Regions from separate parts of the Homo sapiens genome. Here region 2 is linked to region 1. A link is an interaction called in ENCODE POLR2A ChIA-PET data of the cell type or tissue named here. Cell type or tissue: endothelial cell of umbilical vein. All regions are shown on one strand. Links, peaks and the distances in the headings refer to the core of each region. The heading gives the core; the rest is flanking DNA.

Region 1 (11,330 bases), core at 3,487-8,486:
ATGATTATTATTTTTTTAAATGTGCACATGACCTTGTAAGAATTGTGTGTAATAATGACAAATGCTTCTGTTTCTAAATCCTCTAGAAAATGTGCATATTTAAAATTTTAGAAATGTATAGTCATTTACTTTGTCTTAAGTTTTTTGTGAGTTTTAGCCAAACAGCCCCCAAAATCTTGATCTTAAAAGTTGATTTTAGTATTTTATTTAACCCATAAAAGACCTCCTTTACCTGTTTTTCTTATGCTATATTTGCAGATTTTTTAAACCATAGACCCTAAAAAGTTTTGCTGCAATTTAGAAGCAAATGTTTTATTTCTAAAACAGCTGATACTCTTTTGGTATTTGGTCATGTGCCAGTAGCTGTCACCACATTTTGATTTAACTAGAAGTCTGTGAAATTTTAATCCTTGCATTTAATGCTTAATTGGCATAATTTATTTTTAAAAGGCAAATTTGGAGAAATGTTTAATTCTAATTATTGTGTTCTGGTGCTCATGTTTACATCCCGGTGTTGTAGGGTCTCAGAAATTCTAGCTTAGAAACTACCGGCATACATTCTTGTTATTTAATGACCATAGGCAAAATAGCTAAGATTAATTTTGCTCGACCTTGGTATCAGAACTGGTTCTCATCTGTTAGCATTTAGTATTTAAAGGTTATCCGACCCACTTACAGCAATTTCCCCTAGCTGATAGATGTATTCTTATTTTGTTGAGCAAATTTGGTTCCTAAATGAGAGACAAAGACTGAGGGTGAGGGGTTAGGGATAGATAAGGGTTGGGACCTCTCTTGTTTTCTCTTGTTTCAAGGAAGCAAGGCTTCCCTGAGATTACATGGTCCTATCTTTTATTATGCTACATTTGCAGATCATTGTAATCATGGACTCTTAAAAAGTTTTCCTTTAAATTGTAAGTTAATGTTGTATTTCTAAAACAGCTAAGACTTTTTTAGCAATTGGTTTGGATTTCCTGTTTTGGGGGCTTTTTTTTTTTCTATCATAGAGATTCTTTATACAGTTTAAAAGATTTTCCCAGAAGTTCTTTCCTCAAACTATAGCCAGAATAGTCTTCCTAAAGACAAATCTGCCATTCTCACCCCAAGTAACTTCTCTCTGTTTCCAGGGTTAAGTCTGAGCTGTTTCGAATGAGTGGCTTACAGACAACTTTATTTATTTATTTATTTACTTACTTACTTATTTAGAGATGGAGTTTCGCTCTTGTCGCCCAGGCTGGAGTGCAGTGGCACGATCTTAGCTCACTGCAACCTCCACCTCCTGGGTTCAAGCGATTCTCTTGCCTCAGCCTCCCGAGTAGCTGGGATTACAGGCGTGCAGCACCTTGCCTGGCTGATTTTTGTATTTTTAGTAGAGATGAGGGTTCACCATATTGGCCAGGCTGGTCTTGAATTCCTGACCTCAGGTGATCCGCCTGCCTCAGCCTCCCAAAGTGCTGGGATTACAGGCATGAGCCACCGCACCCAGCCTCACTTTATGATCTGTCTCCTGTTTCCATTGCCAACTGCATTTTCTCCTTCTTTTACTCCCCTTCATACCTACTCTGTCATCCAGGTTGCACCTGAAGTTCCAGCAGTACTTTAATAGCTTGAATTAAAGTACTTGTAAGTTCTTGATTTTGTAGCGCCGTCTCACTTCAGACCTTTGTAATTGTTGTCTGTCTAGAACGTTTGTCTTCTTTCAGCTAACTGCTACTTATTCTTTAGGAGATTGCTTTCTACAGAGAGCCTTCCCAGATACTTTCCTCCCACATTTGGTGGTACCATCCACCTGTGTACTCCTATGGCACCCAAACTACTCTGGTACCCCATTTGTTGGCTCATCTGATCTACTAAATGTAAGCTGCTTAAGAACCAGACCTGTGTCAACAGCTGTTGGCCAGGTGTGGTGGCTCACGCCTGTAATCCCAGCACATTGGTAGGCTGAGGCGGGCAGATCACGAGGTCAAGAGATGGAGGCCATCCTGGCTAATATGGTGAAACCCCATCTCTACTAAAAATACAAAAAAAAAAAAAAATTAACCGGACGTGGTGGCATGTGCCTGTAGTCCCAGCTACTTGGGAGGCTGAGGCAGGAGAATCACTTGAACCTGGGAGGTGGTGGTTGCAGTGAGCTGAGATCACACCACTGCCCTCCAGCCTGGGTGACAGAGCGAGAATCCAATAAAAAAAACAAAAAACAAAACAACAACAACAACAAAAAAACAGCTGTTGCCCCAGAACCTGGCAAAGTTTTGGCATGTAGCAAGAAGTCAATCATATTTGCTGCATGAGTAACTAGTAAGTGATCACTCAATAGTTATCTCATTGAAGCAATCTCCATGTAGGACACTCCTTATGGATGACTGCATGTGGCAGAAGATACCCCTCCAACCACTGCCTTACTCTTCTCTCTCCAAAAACAAATTATGAGATTCCCCCACTCCCATTTGAACCTTCTAACTTTAGGAGTAGAAATAGGAACAAACCTTAAAGAATTTTGATTCTTGCTCAGTAAATGCTAAGGAAACTGTGAGCATATTATTATGTAATGCTATCTTTTGAGGGCCTTATATGTACTGCATTCTTTATATAATTATTTTATAATTGTCATATGCTATTCATAACAACCCACAAAATATGGATTGTTTTCATCACTTTACTGATTAGCATTACTAAGTGGCAGTTTTGGAATATGAGCTCAGACCTTTATTTCCTTTAAAGCCAGCACCCATTTCCCCACAACTGCCTCCCATCATGGTTATTGTTAATCCCTTAAAAATTGGATATTAGCTTTGTAAGTTAAAACCTGTTGTGCTCACTTGATTGAGAAAAATAGGCAAAATAATGGAAAATACTCTATAAATTGGTAATGCAAATAAGAGATGATCAACTAATTGAATAATAAAGCCTGTTTTTAATTACTCTGTTTCATCTTGGACCTGGAGTATTTATGTTGGCAAGTAACCTTTAAAAAAATCAAGCCAGAGCATGGTGTTGTCACACATATAACTGTGAAAAACAATTAGTGAACATTTGGCTCCATGAGAGAGTAAGTAGGAGTAGACACCACTACACAGAAGTGTAGCTGGGAGTGTCTGATGGGTGGGGCAAAGTGTTTTGCACTTGTCACCTCTCAGCTGCTGCTCATAGAATAAGAATTTAGACTAGGAGTAAATTGCCATTCTGCTAAAAGGGTTGTTCTTGGTGAGAGGGAAACGTGCTTTGGAGTTCTGTCAGCTGTGCCCCTGTCATCTTTATGTACTGTATTGAGGACGTAGAGCACCTTTCAGTGGTCAGTCTCCCTGTCATTGAGAAACAGCCTCTACAATAGAATCAGAATCCATTTTTTGCTCTCTGCTTCAAGGTAGAAGGCTAGAATTAGACTATGGCCAATGTTTTGTGAGTCCCTTGTGTGTGTGTGCGCACACACTTTTTAAAAATTTTTTTTAATCCTAAAGCTATTGTCAAGATGCCAAATCTGGCTAATTGGGGAACCTTAAATTCTTAGCCTGCTTTTTCTCCATTCTCTTGGAGCAAACCTGTATTTATTAAGTCTAATTTTGCTCTTCATGTGGTCCTCAAAGATACTCTTCATAGTTGGTGCCATCTCTGGGTCTAGAGCTTATTTTTTTCCCCTTCATTTTTTACGTGGAGGGCTTCCTATAGTTGTTGGTCTGCCAATTTCCCTTCCTAATATACTGACCAGTTGCAAGGTCAGATAAGAACCACTCTTATCACACATTAGAATTTTAATTCTTTCCATTAATTCACAAAATTTCCGCTAATTCACAAAGTTAAGGCACAGATCACAGCCAAAAAGGGTAGTTTCATTCCTTCTCACTCAAGTATGAATAACTTTCCTGAAATATTTTGTCTACCTTTTCACTGGAGGCTCAACTTAATTTTTCACCCATATTCTTTACCCCAAACCCAAGGCTTCATCCCTGACAGAGTGCTTCCTGGAATCCTAGTGGTGCTTAGGGTAGGATCTTCTCTCCCACAAATCTCAAATTTCCCATATAACAACTTGCAGAAAAACCATATCATCATAAATATAAATGAGCCCCAATATAGCAGGTTTTCAATATATTAGTTCCTTTTCTTGCACATACCTGAAATTCTCAGTTCTCAACACTGGACTGTTCTATCGCAAAATACACCATCAGGATGGGGAACCCCTCAAATACCCAAAATCCCCCTTCAGGCCATCAGTTTTGCTTCTCTGTGTTTATAGTCCTAAGAAGAGTTGCTTCCTAGTTCTCATCATTTGGTTAGAAGGGCATGTGAAATTCAGATTCTGCTATATGACCTCTCTATTCACTAGGGTAAATTTTTGTTAGATCTCTCCTAATTTAGTCATGTAGTGATACTCAGTATTGATTTCAGCTAGAGTGTGTCACCTAAAGGAGTTCTCCTGTCGTTCCCAAATGTGAAGGATCTTTTATGTTTCTGTTTAGTATCTGAAGGACCTTAGAAAATACCATTAGCCCTTTGTGACTTTAGTATTAGTTCCAGTTGAGTTCATCCAATGTTTATAGACTACCTACTGTTTGCTGGGTAAGAATATTCCAAAGATGACTAATAGACAAACTTACTACAAACACAGTTATAGTCCGATATGATAGATACACATGAGCAAATATTTTAGTATGACAGTGCTAAGATAAAAGTATGTACAGATTCCAAATTCTATGTGGCTCTCATATTTACAGCTACATAATTCTTTCTCTGCTGTCCTGCTCTAAAGCAGTGATCTCCTTGGTTTGTATCTTGCATAGATTCCTTTCTGAGATTTTTAGGACTCCTGTGATTTTCCACACTTTTAATAAAAAATCCAATGTTTGGTGGAAATTAGCCTTATGTGGAAAAATTTAGTTTTGATCTTCTACTATTAGTAATTTTTTTCTCTTTGACCTCACTTTCTTGATTCTTCTTGGCTAAGTTCTGTAATCATCTATTTAATGTTGACAACAGCAATTTTTCTGTTTTTGGAGAAACTACACAGTTGACCAGTGTGATTATTTATGGAAAATATTAATGTTCCTAGAAGCTCTTTCAAGTCCCCTCTTCCTAGAGGTAGGGCAACCTCAAGTGTCTTGCTTTCCAGTCTGGTTTTCTAATGGAAGGAGTTGAGGAAGAAGATAAACAGTTTAGGGCTTACTGCTTCTTTCAACCTCTCTGAGGTAGGTAAGCCAAAAATGAAGAAGAAACTCTCAAAATGTTAGTTTAGCTTGTTCATGGTCATTCATTTAGTAAGTAGATTTGACATTTGAAATATCTGATTAAAAGCACATACATCCATGGCCGGGCGTGGTGGCTCCCGCCTGTAATCCCAGCACTTTGGGAGACCTAGACAGGCGGATCACAACGTCAGGAGTTTGAGACCAGCCCGCCAGCCTGGTGAAACCCCATCTCTACTAAAAATACAAAACTTAGCTGGGCATGGTGATGGGCACCTGTAATCCCAGCTACTCAGGAGGCTGAGGCAGGAGAATCCTTTGAGCCCGGGAGGTGGAGTTTGCAGTGGGCCAAGATCACGCCACTGCACTCCAGCCTGCCAGCCTGGGCAACAGAGTGAACTCTGTCTCAAAAAAAAAAAAAAAAAAAAAAAAAAAGCACATATATCCTCACAGATCTTCTTGTAGTTGGAAGTCTATAGACTAGATTATGCAACACAATTTTTTAGTAATATGTTAAAACTATTTTGGTTGTAAAATAATTAACACATACTAGCTTAGGCAAAAAAGGATATTTTATTGGTTCTTGCTACTGAAAATTCTAGTAGACTTCGCATGAGAGCTCTTCCAGGGGCTCAGATGATATCATCAGGACTTTTTAGCTCTCTCCCTGAGGCAGACATGATGGCCACAGGAAGCCCAAGTTTAGTAATCTCAGTGGAAAAATACAGTCAATTCCACATCTCTAAAGAACGATTCAGTGGAAGACTGAAGGGCTTGAGTCATGTGCCTTCTGCCATCTCATCTGATAGGAACTACCTGGACCACACATGAAGTGGGTTTTCCTCAGGGAAGAGGAGTTTAATTTTCAGAAGATCAGGGAAGGGATGCTGAGCAGGAAAAAAGCAACTGTGATGTCCACTGTGGGGTGGGAGTTTAATGACCTAAATCTGAAGTTGCAAACTGGCAGCTTATGGGTGAATATAGGCCAGAGAGACAGTTTTTTTTTGCCTAACTCAGTATTTTGAAAAAAAAATAATAATAAATAAATATTTTAAGGATACTTCATCTTAAAAAATCTAGACTTCTTGGCCTCTCTTAAAGAGTTTAAAGATGTGGAAACACTGAGCAGCCAGAGTCTCATGTTGGTGTCCTAACTGGCTGGAGCTAAGCAGTGGCTCTTTCCTTTGGATGCTCATCTACCAGCCCACTATATTCATCTCAAAAATTGGCAAGCATCTCTGGGCAATTTAGGGTATGACCTTTGCTCTAAATAGTGCAGGTTTCCCTGGTCAAGTAAACAGCATGTTACTCCGGTTATAATTACAAGTTCTGCTTGAGTCTTGGCCAACTTAGTTTTGTGCTGAGATAGTCATTGCCAAAAAAAAGTATTAAAATTAATAATTAGTTGTGTGGAATTACTATAGATTGTTGAAACAGCTTAGATTTGTATGTATGTGGAGCGGGGGTAATGATCTTTGGGGTTTGCATCTGAAAAGATTCTTGCAAGCGCTGCAGGTTCATTGCAACCAGTTGCCCATTTAAATATGTTTTTTTTGTTTGGGGAATGTATTTTTATTATTTTTAATAGACATTTAGATATAAAGTTTCTTGCATCCTATAAGAATGCACATCTGGCCAGGCACAGTGGCTCACGCCGGTAATCCCAACACTTTGAGAGGCCGAGACGGGTGGATTACCTGAGGTCAGGAGTTTGAAACCAGCCTGGCCAACATGGTGAAACCCCAACTCTACTAAAAATACAAAAAATTAGCCGGGCGTGGCAGCACATGCCTGTAATCCCAGCTACCTGTGAGGCTGAGGCAGGAGAATTGCTTGAACCTGGGAGGCAGAGGTTGCAGTGAGCTGAGATTGTACCATTGCACTCCAGCCTTGGCAATAAGAGTGAAACTCCATCTCAAAAAAAAAAAAAAAAAAAGAATGCACATCTGTATATTCCCATGGGGAAATAGTAACCAATAGCCAGAAATTCTAAAGCTTTTGCATTCTGTGAAGATTTATGGCCATTCACATTTTGATATTGCAGAAGTGATGTTATGTAGGCCCTGGTACTTTATTTATGTTCACTGGGCACATCTTTTGTAGCTCATTATTTGGTAATAAATTATGTAAATTGAGTGGATAAGTGGAGGAAGACAGAGAAAACAGAACATTTTGGAAAGAGTGAAGAAGACTGAGGAATGCAATATGACTAGCTGAAGAAAGGAAATACTGCCAGCATTGCCCTTGGGAAAGATAATTTTGTTGGCAGAAAGAAGAGGTATAAGATCTCAGGGAGAAAGAATTAACTTATCTAACACAAAAATGTGGGATAGAATTTGAGGAAAGAAGAGGTCAGTTCAGACCAAGCAGGGTGACTGCTCTAGTGTTTCTCACCTTCTCTGGAAAGTTACACACTCTGGCCCTTCAGACCCATCTTGCAGTTAATAGAATATCCAGAACTGATGTTGGGTAGCAACAAGTTACACACCATCTATTATGTTCCTCATTCTTAAAAGAGTTGCGGTGGGTGGGAGTTGGTGGAGGAAATATATGAAATCCTGAGTACCCTAGCATTTCCAAATGTGAAGATTTTCCTGATTATGATTTCATTTTTCATTTGTATACAGATGCTTCTTGACTTACAATGGGGTTACCTCCCAACAAACCCATCGTAAGTTGAAAATAATTGTAAATCTAAAATGCATTTAATACCCCTAACTTACTGAACATCATAGTTTAGCCTATTCTACCTTAAATGTGCTCAAAATACATTAGCTTAAAGTTGAGCAAAATAATGTAACACAAAACCTATTTTGTAATAAAGTGTTCTGTATCTTATACAGTTTAAAGTGAAAAGCAGAATGATTATATGGGTACTTGATGTACAGTTTCTACCAAATGTGTATTGCTATGGTACCATTGTAAATTTAAAAAATTGTATGTCAGACCATCGTTAAGTTGGGAACTGTTTATATTTATTTTGTCTTCTTTGCAATGGTTGCAGAATACTAGGTATTAAACTCTGGTAAATCATCACAATCTATACTATAGTATAGTTTGAAGTAGAATAAATATTTGTAGAATGGTGTTTTTAACCAAGCAGATTCTTTGAGAATATGATTTGATGTCTGAGCCTTGGATCCTGTTTTCAGCGTAGGATACCTGGGGAGTATAGTATTTCCCTGTAATCCTTTTTATTTCTGTAAGATTGGTAGTAATGTCTCCTTTTCTTTCTAATTTTAGTAATTTGATTTTAAAGATTTAACTTTTGGTTTTTTGATTTTCTCTATTATTTTTTGATCCTCTGTTTTTTAAATTTATACCCTAATTTTTATTTCCTTTCTTCTCCTTGCTTTGGGTATAGTTTGCTGTTCTTTTTCTAGTTACTTTTGGTGGAAGGTTAGATTATTGATTTGAGAACTTTTTTTTCAATATAGGCATTTATAGGTATAAATTTCCATTGAATCAGGCTTTTGCTACATCCCGTAAGTTTCAGCATATTTTGGTTTTGGTTTTGTTAATCTCAAAGTGTTTTTAATTTTGTTGTAATTTCTTCATTTCATTGATTATTTAAGAGTATATTGTTTAATTTCCACAAAATTCCTTTTGTTATTGATTTTGAATTTTATCCCAATTGTGGTTGGAGAACATACTTTCTATGACTTCAGTCTTTCACATTTGTTGAGACTTGTTTTGTGGCCTGTCGTATAGTATATCCTGGAGAATGTTTATGTGCACTTGAGAAGAATGTGTATTCTGCTGTTGGCTGGAGTGTTCTTTAAATGTCTGTTAGGTCTAGTTGGTTTATAGCATTATTCATGTCTACTTACATCTTTTGTGTAGTTATTCTGTCCATTTTTAAAAGTTAGGTATTGACATCTCCAAATATTATTGTTCAGTTGTTTATTTTTCTCTTTAGTTCTTTCAGTTTTTGCTTCATGCAATTTGGAGTTATTTTAGCTGCACATATATTTGTGATTGTTATATCTTTCTTGATGGAGTAAACATTTTATCATAAAAATGTGCCTTTGTTCTAACAATTCTTTTTTTTTTTTTTTTGAGATGGAGTCTTGCCGTGTTGCCCAGGCTGGAGTGCAGTGGCGTGATCTCGGCTCACTGCAGCCTCTGCCTCCCAGGTTTCAGTGATTCTCCTGCCTCAGCATCCTGGGTAGCTGGGATTACAGGTTTACGCCACCATGCCCGGCTAATTTTTGTATTTTTAGTAGAGACGGGGTTTCACCATGTTGGCCAGACTGGTCTCGAACTCCTGACCTCAGGAGATCTGCCCGCCTCAGCTTCCCAAAGTGCTGGGATTACAGGCGTGAGCCACCATGCCTGGCCTGAGTTATATTCTTAATGCCTGTACCAGGGATTACTTAAGATAGTTGATTTTAAGTCTTTGTTTAGTAAGTCTAATATCTGGGCATCCTCAGGGATAGTTTCTGTTGATTGCCTTTTCCCTGTATAAACATACTTTCTTGTTTCTTTGCATTTGTTTGCCCCAACTGTTATTTACCACCTCAGGCAGCTGCAAAATTAATCAGTCATTTCTAGTTGTTTTTTGAAAGACTTTTCACTGAACAAGCTTAGAATTAGGTCAAATAAAGATAGTCTTGCAAGTGAGCTTTTCCAGGGAATCACTAGACTGGGCATATGATGACAGTTTTCCAGAAATGCAGCTTTAAAGGTGTTTCAAACCCATTCTGCCCCCTCCAGTGGCTGCCAGGCCACTAGTTTTCACGAAGATTGCAGGCTCTTGGTATTCAAGACTACTACAGAACTGGAGAAGAGGGGATTGGAATGGTACAAGTTAAAATGCCATGAAGCTTGCTCTTCTTACCAAGATTTAGCATTTCTCTTGAATAAATGCTTCCTGTATTATTGCAAGTCTTTGGTTAATTTTCAGAGTTCTGAAAAAGTTGGTTCTGACACTTTTGGCCAGTTTTCTGGTTATTTTGTAGTGGAGGGAATTTTCAGATGTTCTTATACCATTACATTTGCTACTGTCTGCCTGTGGAATAGTGTTGAAGCTAGAATCAAGTTCCTGCTTTTTAACTTAGTGTTTCTTGGGTTTTGGGTGGCCAATTGACTAAGAAATCTAAGCTTTTATTTCTTTCTCTCAAAAATGGGCATGTTAATATATACTACTTGGAATTATTGTAGGGATTACATGAGATCATGCATTTAAGAATCAACTGGATAAAAGCTAACCTATATGTTACTACCAAATGGAAGGATACATAAGTTCAAAAGGTAGAAATGGGAAAAAAAAAAGATTTTATCACTTAGGCCTGTTTTATGGAAGCAGAGCCACTTTGAGTATTTTAGAGAATAAGTGGTTTACTAAAGGAGTTGAATCTTAACACAAATGTGAGAAGAGCTGGGGAAATGAAGGTATGGAAGAGGGAATCAGAAGATCAAGGCAAGAATCATTGACTAGTCCACTTGAAACATTGGCACAAGTGGGTAAGTCAGAACTTAAGGTAAATCCAAGAAGCCAAATACTTTCAGACATTGAAATGGGACCATGAAGCAGGGGCTTGTGGAGGGATCTGTGGACAACCATTATATCTATATAGCTATTAACCCTGTGAGTCCACACAGCAAATGTCTCAGGGGCCTGGGGATGCTATAGGTCAGCAGAGCCAGCAGTTGGAAGGACAAGGTATACACACAGAGCATGGGTTCTGGGATCTGCAGAGCATCTCCACATCTTGTTTGTTACCATATTAGACCATGACAACTTTCCAAGAGTAAAGGCTGTTGCTTCACTTCTGCCTTTGAAATCCTTGATAGGTTCTCCTATGATGAACTCTAACATGAAATCAGAAGGAAAAGGGATTTTAGGAAACAGTTTCCAGTTTAAGCAAGTTGACATAGCATAATCCAGTACATATGACTATGCAAGGGTTTAGTTGTTTAACTTGGGAATTTACTTATTTGGAAAGTAGCAACGTACTAGCAGGTACAGATTATTCCATAGATTGTGTTTCATAAAGAAGAGTTTCTGACATGGGGAAACTTTAAAATTTCTTCAAACGGGGGTTTAGATATTGAAGCATTCTTACAACATATAAAGTTAAATATTTAATTTAACAAACCTTGATTTGTTTAATAGATGAATTCCTTAGGGGTGATACATCAAATGGATTT
Region 2 (5,000 bases), core at 1-5,000, 320 kb after region 1:
AGTACAGTAATCGCCTCTTTATCCATGAGAGGATATGTTCCAAGACCCCCAATGGATGCCTGAAACTGTGGATAGTACAAAACCCTCTATGCTATGATTTTCGTATCTGATAACCAAGATAGCTACTAAGTGACGAATGTGTGGGTAGTATGTGCAGTGTGGATATGCTGGAAGAAGGTGTGAGTCATGTCCCAGGTGGGACACAGCAGGACAGATTTCACACTACTCAGAATTTAAATCATGAATTCTTTACTTCTGGAATTTAAAACTTATGAATTGTTTAATTCTGGAATTTTAAACTTCTGAATTGTTTATGTCCATTTAATGTTATGAGACTGAAACCATGGGTAACTGAAACAGCAGAAAGCAAACCACAGATAAGGGGGGACTCCTGTCCCACACTGTCTTGAGTACTGTAGCTTCAAAAGTAAGTCTTCAAATCAAGTTGTGTAAGCCCTCAATTTTGTTCTGCATTTTCAAAACCACTTTTTGACATTTGTAGGCTCTTCATATTGCTGTTCGAATTATAGAATTAGTTTGTCAGTTTCTTTTTTTTTTTAAGTCTGATGTGATTACAATTTGCATTGTCTTGAATCTGGAACACCTGGTGAAAACTATTTTCATAATAATACTTAGACATTATTTGCTTTCACACTCATTGTCTCAGGAGTACAGTGGAGTTTTCCAGAGAATACATAATGTGTGATCTTGCAGCAGATTGAATGCAGAAGCAGATAGGCAATCAGGCTCTCTTCTTTTATGGTAAACATTAATGGTATTTGCAAAAGTGTAAAACAATGCAAAGCTTAATACATTTTATTTTAGGAAAAAGAAAAATTATTTTAACATTTAATGGGCTTGTTAATTTTAAATGAATTAATATTTTAACATTTTTTAATTTTAAATTCCTTCTCTGGTAAATTTTGATAGCTATAAACTACATAAATATTAAAAGTTTTTTGGGATCCTCAGTTGTTTTTGAGAGTTTCAAGGAGTCCTGAGAATGAAGGGTTTGAAAACTGCTGCCATAGCTCAATTTTGGGACAATTGATGCCTTAACAATATTTATTTTTTCAATCCATGAATATGGTATATCTCTACATTTATATATGTTTTATAGTTTTCAGTATAGAGATTTCTGAAGATGTTTTGTTAAATATATTTCTAAGTATTGTATATTCTTTTTTTTTTTTCTTTTTGAGATGGAGTCTCGCTCTGTCGCTCAGGCTAGAGTGCAATGGCATGACCTTGGCTCACTGCAACCTCTGCCTCCCAGGTTCAAGTGACTCTCCTGCCTCAGCCTCCTGAGTAGCTGAGACTACAGGCACCCGCCACCATGCCTGGCTAATTTTTGTAATTTTAGTTGAGACGGGGTTTCACCATGTTGGGCCAGGCTGGTCTCAAACTCCTGACCTCATGATTTACCCGCCTTGGCCTCCCAAAGTGCTAGGATTACAGGCGTGAGCCACTGCACCCAGCCTCTAAGTATTGTATATTGTTTACACTTACATAAATGTAATATAACTTTAAATTGAGTTTTCTGCTAATATATAGAAATACATTTAATTTATATTTAGTGACCTTGCAGCCTCCAAAATTTCAAAATTCACACATTAGTCTGGTAACCTCAAACTCATATTGTCAAGAACTGTGAAAGGTTTGAGATTTTATCTTGCTTGCAGGCTAAAAAGTTAGCCTCCCACAGTTTCATGGATGCTGACAGAAGACAGGAGAATCCTGGGTAAGAGATAAAGAACTTTATTACTCATGGCATAGCAGGCAGCATGAGCTTCATGTTCAGATTGGGTCTCCACACTCCCTAAGCTTCATGGGGTAATGCAGAGTAGCCCAGGTCGATGTTACTCGTGTAGTAGGTTTGTGTCGCAGTTGAGGAACCCTGAGCTTAGGAAATACCATTCTTTAAAAGGGGCTGCTAGCCAACTTTGCCTAATCTTTGTGCCAGATGGAGATGTTATTTTCATTTCCCTGGATAGCAAACAAATCTTTCCTTTGCCACAGAAGGAGATACTATCTGTTTTCCAAGACTGTGTACTATATAAACATTCTTGAAAAGACAGGCCAGAAGAAAAGCTGATAAAGATATGCAGAAACACAGAAGGCACATGGGTAATTTTTTCCCAACTTGTATTGTTGGGATTTTCTTCTTAGTCATGTCATGTCAAATACAGTTAGTATTGTGTCTTTCCAGTATTTATGCTTCTCCCCTTTTGCTATATTTTACTAGCCAGGACTGCTAGTGTAATGTAGAACAGGAGTGGTGACAGTGGTCATCTTTGCCTTTTGTTCTAGGTTTTAGGGTGAAAGTATGTTATTTTACCAATCAGTATAATACATTAACAAAATAATCATTGTAGAAACGGGGTCTAAAATGAGGAAATTATCTTATATTACTCATTTGCTGAGTGTTTCCTTTTATCATGAAGGCTTGTTGTATTTGCCAGATGCATTTTCTGTATGTAGTGTGATCATCAATAAAAATACGATTATTTTTTATTCCTTTATTCTGTCAGTATGGTTAGTTAAATCAATTAAGTTTTAAATGTTAAACCAACCTTGCATTACTAGGATAAATTCCACTTGAGGTGAGGCATGGTGGTTATACCTGTAATCCCAGCTTTGGAAGGCTGAGGCAGGAAGATCACTTGAGGCCATTAGTTTGAGACCATCCTGGGTAACACAATGAGACTCCATCTCTACAAAAAATAAAAATATTAGCTGGGTGTGGTGGTGCACGCCTGTAGCCCAAGCTACTCAGGAGGCAGATGTCGGAGGATTACTTGAGCTCAGGAGTTTGAGGTTACAGTGATGATCATGTCACTGCTCTACATCCTGGGTGACAGAGTAAGACCTTGTCACCCTGTTTCTCTACAGGAAAAAAAAAAATCCCACTTTGTCAGGGTGTATTAGCCTTTTTCTATATTATGAATTCGATTTGTGGACCCTTTTTAAAGAATTTTTCCATATATGTTGATGAGGAATATTGGTCTGTGAGGGTTTGGTATCATGGTTATGATGGCCTCCAAAAACAGGTTGGGAGGTGTTTCTTCTTCCTGTATACTTTGAAGAGTTTTTATAAGATGGGTTTTCTATCTTTCTTAAATATTTGTTAGAATTAACTGGTGAACATATGGTCTTGGTCTTTTATTTATGAGAAAGTTTTTGAAAAAATTCACTTCGCTAGATATAGGATTATTTATATTTTCACTTTCACTCTGTGTCGTTCTTTTTATCGGTCTGACAGATGAAAATAACCTGTTTTAAATAACAGTGAGGTTAAATAGTAGTAGTTTATGGCTGTTTGCATTTTTTTCCTCCTATTTTCCGGCCAGTTTTCTATTAGATCATGTATCTTTTTCTTGTTGAACTCTTTATATAATACTATGAACTTTCTGATATCTGTCTATATACCAACCTATAATCAATATTTTCCCTATTTTTCTTTTATTCTGTTTATATGTATTTGCTATGCAGAAGATTTTAAATTTTATGTAGTCTTATCTGTTAATTTTTTCTATATGGTTTTTGGCCCTAACATCATACAATTGTATTGAATCACAGCCATACTCACTTGTTTATATGTTGTCTATAGCTGCTTTCTTCCTGTAATGGCAGAGTTGAGTTGTGACGGAGACTGCATGTAGCTCTGTGATCACTTTTCACTGCTGCTTGGCACCCCAAAAATCATAGTTACCACATTTAATTATTTTAAACTTAGAAATTGTCAGTGTTTTTAGTGGCATGTGTATTAACTTACAGTGACTTTTTTTTATTTTTTATCAGTGTAAATCCTTGATGTCAGAAGAGTAGAAAAGTAGACTCTGAATGTCATACTTTAAAAGGCATAGTGGAGTATGGATTATTTTGTTATTAAATTAGATGGCAAAGCATTGTGTTTATTATGTAATGAGACTGTAACTGTGCTAAAAGAATATACGGTATGCTGACATTACCAGACTAATCACTTATCACAATATTTTCAACTCACAGAAATGCTGTGGTGAAAAGTTAGAAAATTTAAAATCAAATGTTTCATTATAGCAGAATTTCTTTACACAAAAAAGAACATTCAGCTGCAAACAAGGTAAATTTGCAAGTGACTCCTTTGTTATCCAAGCCAGGAAAGCCATTTATTGATGGTGAGTTAATTAAATCATGCTTGATTGCAGCAGCTGAAGAAATGTGTTCAGAGAAAACAAAATTGTTTAAGACTCTTCTAAGCCTTGAGCACTTTGGGAGGCTGAGATGAGAGGATTGCCTGAGTCCAGGAGTTCGAGACCAGCCTGGGCAAACTAGACAGAACCCATTTCTACAAAAAATAAAACAATTTAAAAAAAGCCAGGCATGGTGGCATGCCTGTAGTCCCAGCTACTCTAGAGGCTGAGGCAGGAGGATTCCTTGAGCCCAGGAGGTCCAGGCTGCAGTGAGCTGTGATCATGCCACTGCCCTCCACCCTGGGCTACAGAACGAGACCCTGTCTGAGGGCTAAGATTTATTTTTTTCTGAACAGGATAAATTGACTTTAGCTACTATTGAAGACTGAGTGGCTTTGGAAATTAGCTTTAGCTGCAGAGTTGATAATGAATTCAACATAAAACTATAAGGCAAAACAGTGCTTATATGTGAAACTTAATATTGAAGTAAAGTCACTTAGATGCCACCTAACATTGTTTTAATCACTAGTAATATTAAGATGCTTTATACACTTCTTATGCTGTCAAAAGTGAAAATAAGAAATGAGATCTCTGTTTGCATACCAGTTGTAGCAGATACATTTTCTTAGCTCAACTAAGTACTGTTGACCTTCCATATCCATGAGTTCTGCATCTGTTTTTAACCAGCTTTGAATCAAACATATCTGGGAGAAACAAATGGCATCTGTACTGAACATTCACAGACACTTTTTGATCATTATTCTCTAAACAATACAGTATAACAACTATTTACATAGCATTTACATTGTATTAGGTATTATGAGTAAT

What was found. ChIA-PET counts read pairs that join two places held together with the same protein. Peaks named below come from ENCODE experiments on the same cell type or tissue, not always from the same donor. Only the 100,000 strongest peaks of a DNase experiment are listed, where the experiment ranks them.
Region 2: POLR2A ChIA-PET joins it to region 1 with 7 read pairs; 2 of 35 experiments call an interaction of 5 or more read pairs at or near these places.

What each region holds. Positions count from the first base shown.
Region 1 is chr2:32,739,470-32,750,799 of GRCh38, forward strand. The region is part of intron 12 of TTC27 (tetratricopeptide repeat domain 27); the gene reads left to right. Among named protein-coding and RNA genes, the nearest start is that of LINC00486, 80 kb to the right of the region's middle. RefSeq lists an enhancer at 4,202-4,341. In endothelial cell of umbilical vein, for the core only: no CTCF peak of the experiment used is centred there; no DNase peak of the experiment used is centred there.
Region 2 is chr2:33,062,673-33,067,672 of GRCh38, forward strand. All of the region lies in intron 3 of LTBP1 (latent transforming growth factor beta binding protein 1), which reads left to right. Among named protein-coding and RNA genes, the nearest start is that of LTBP1, 120 kb to the left of the region's middle. RefSeq lists a silencer at 1,790-2,084. In endothelial cell of umbilical vein, for the core only: no CTCF peak of the experiment used is centred there; a DNase peak (open chromatin) is centred at 2,049; H3K27ac peaks cover 1,659 bases.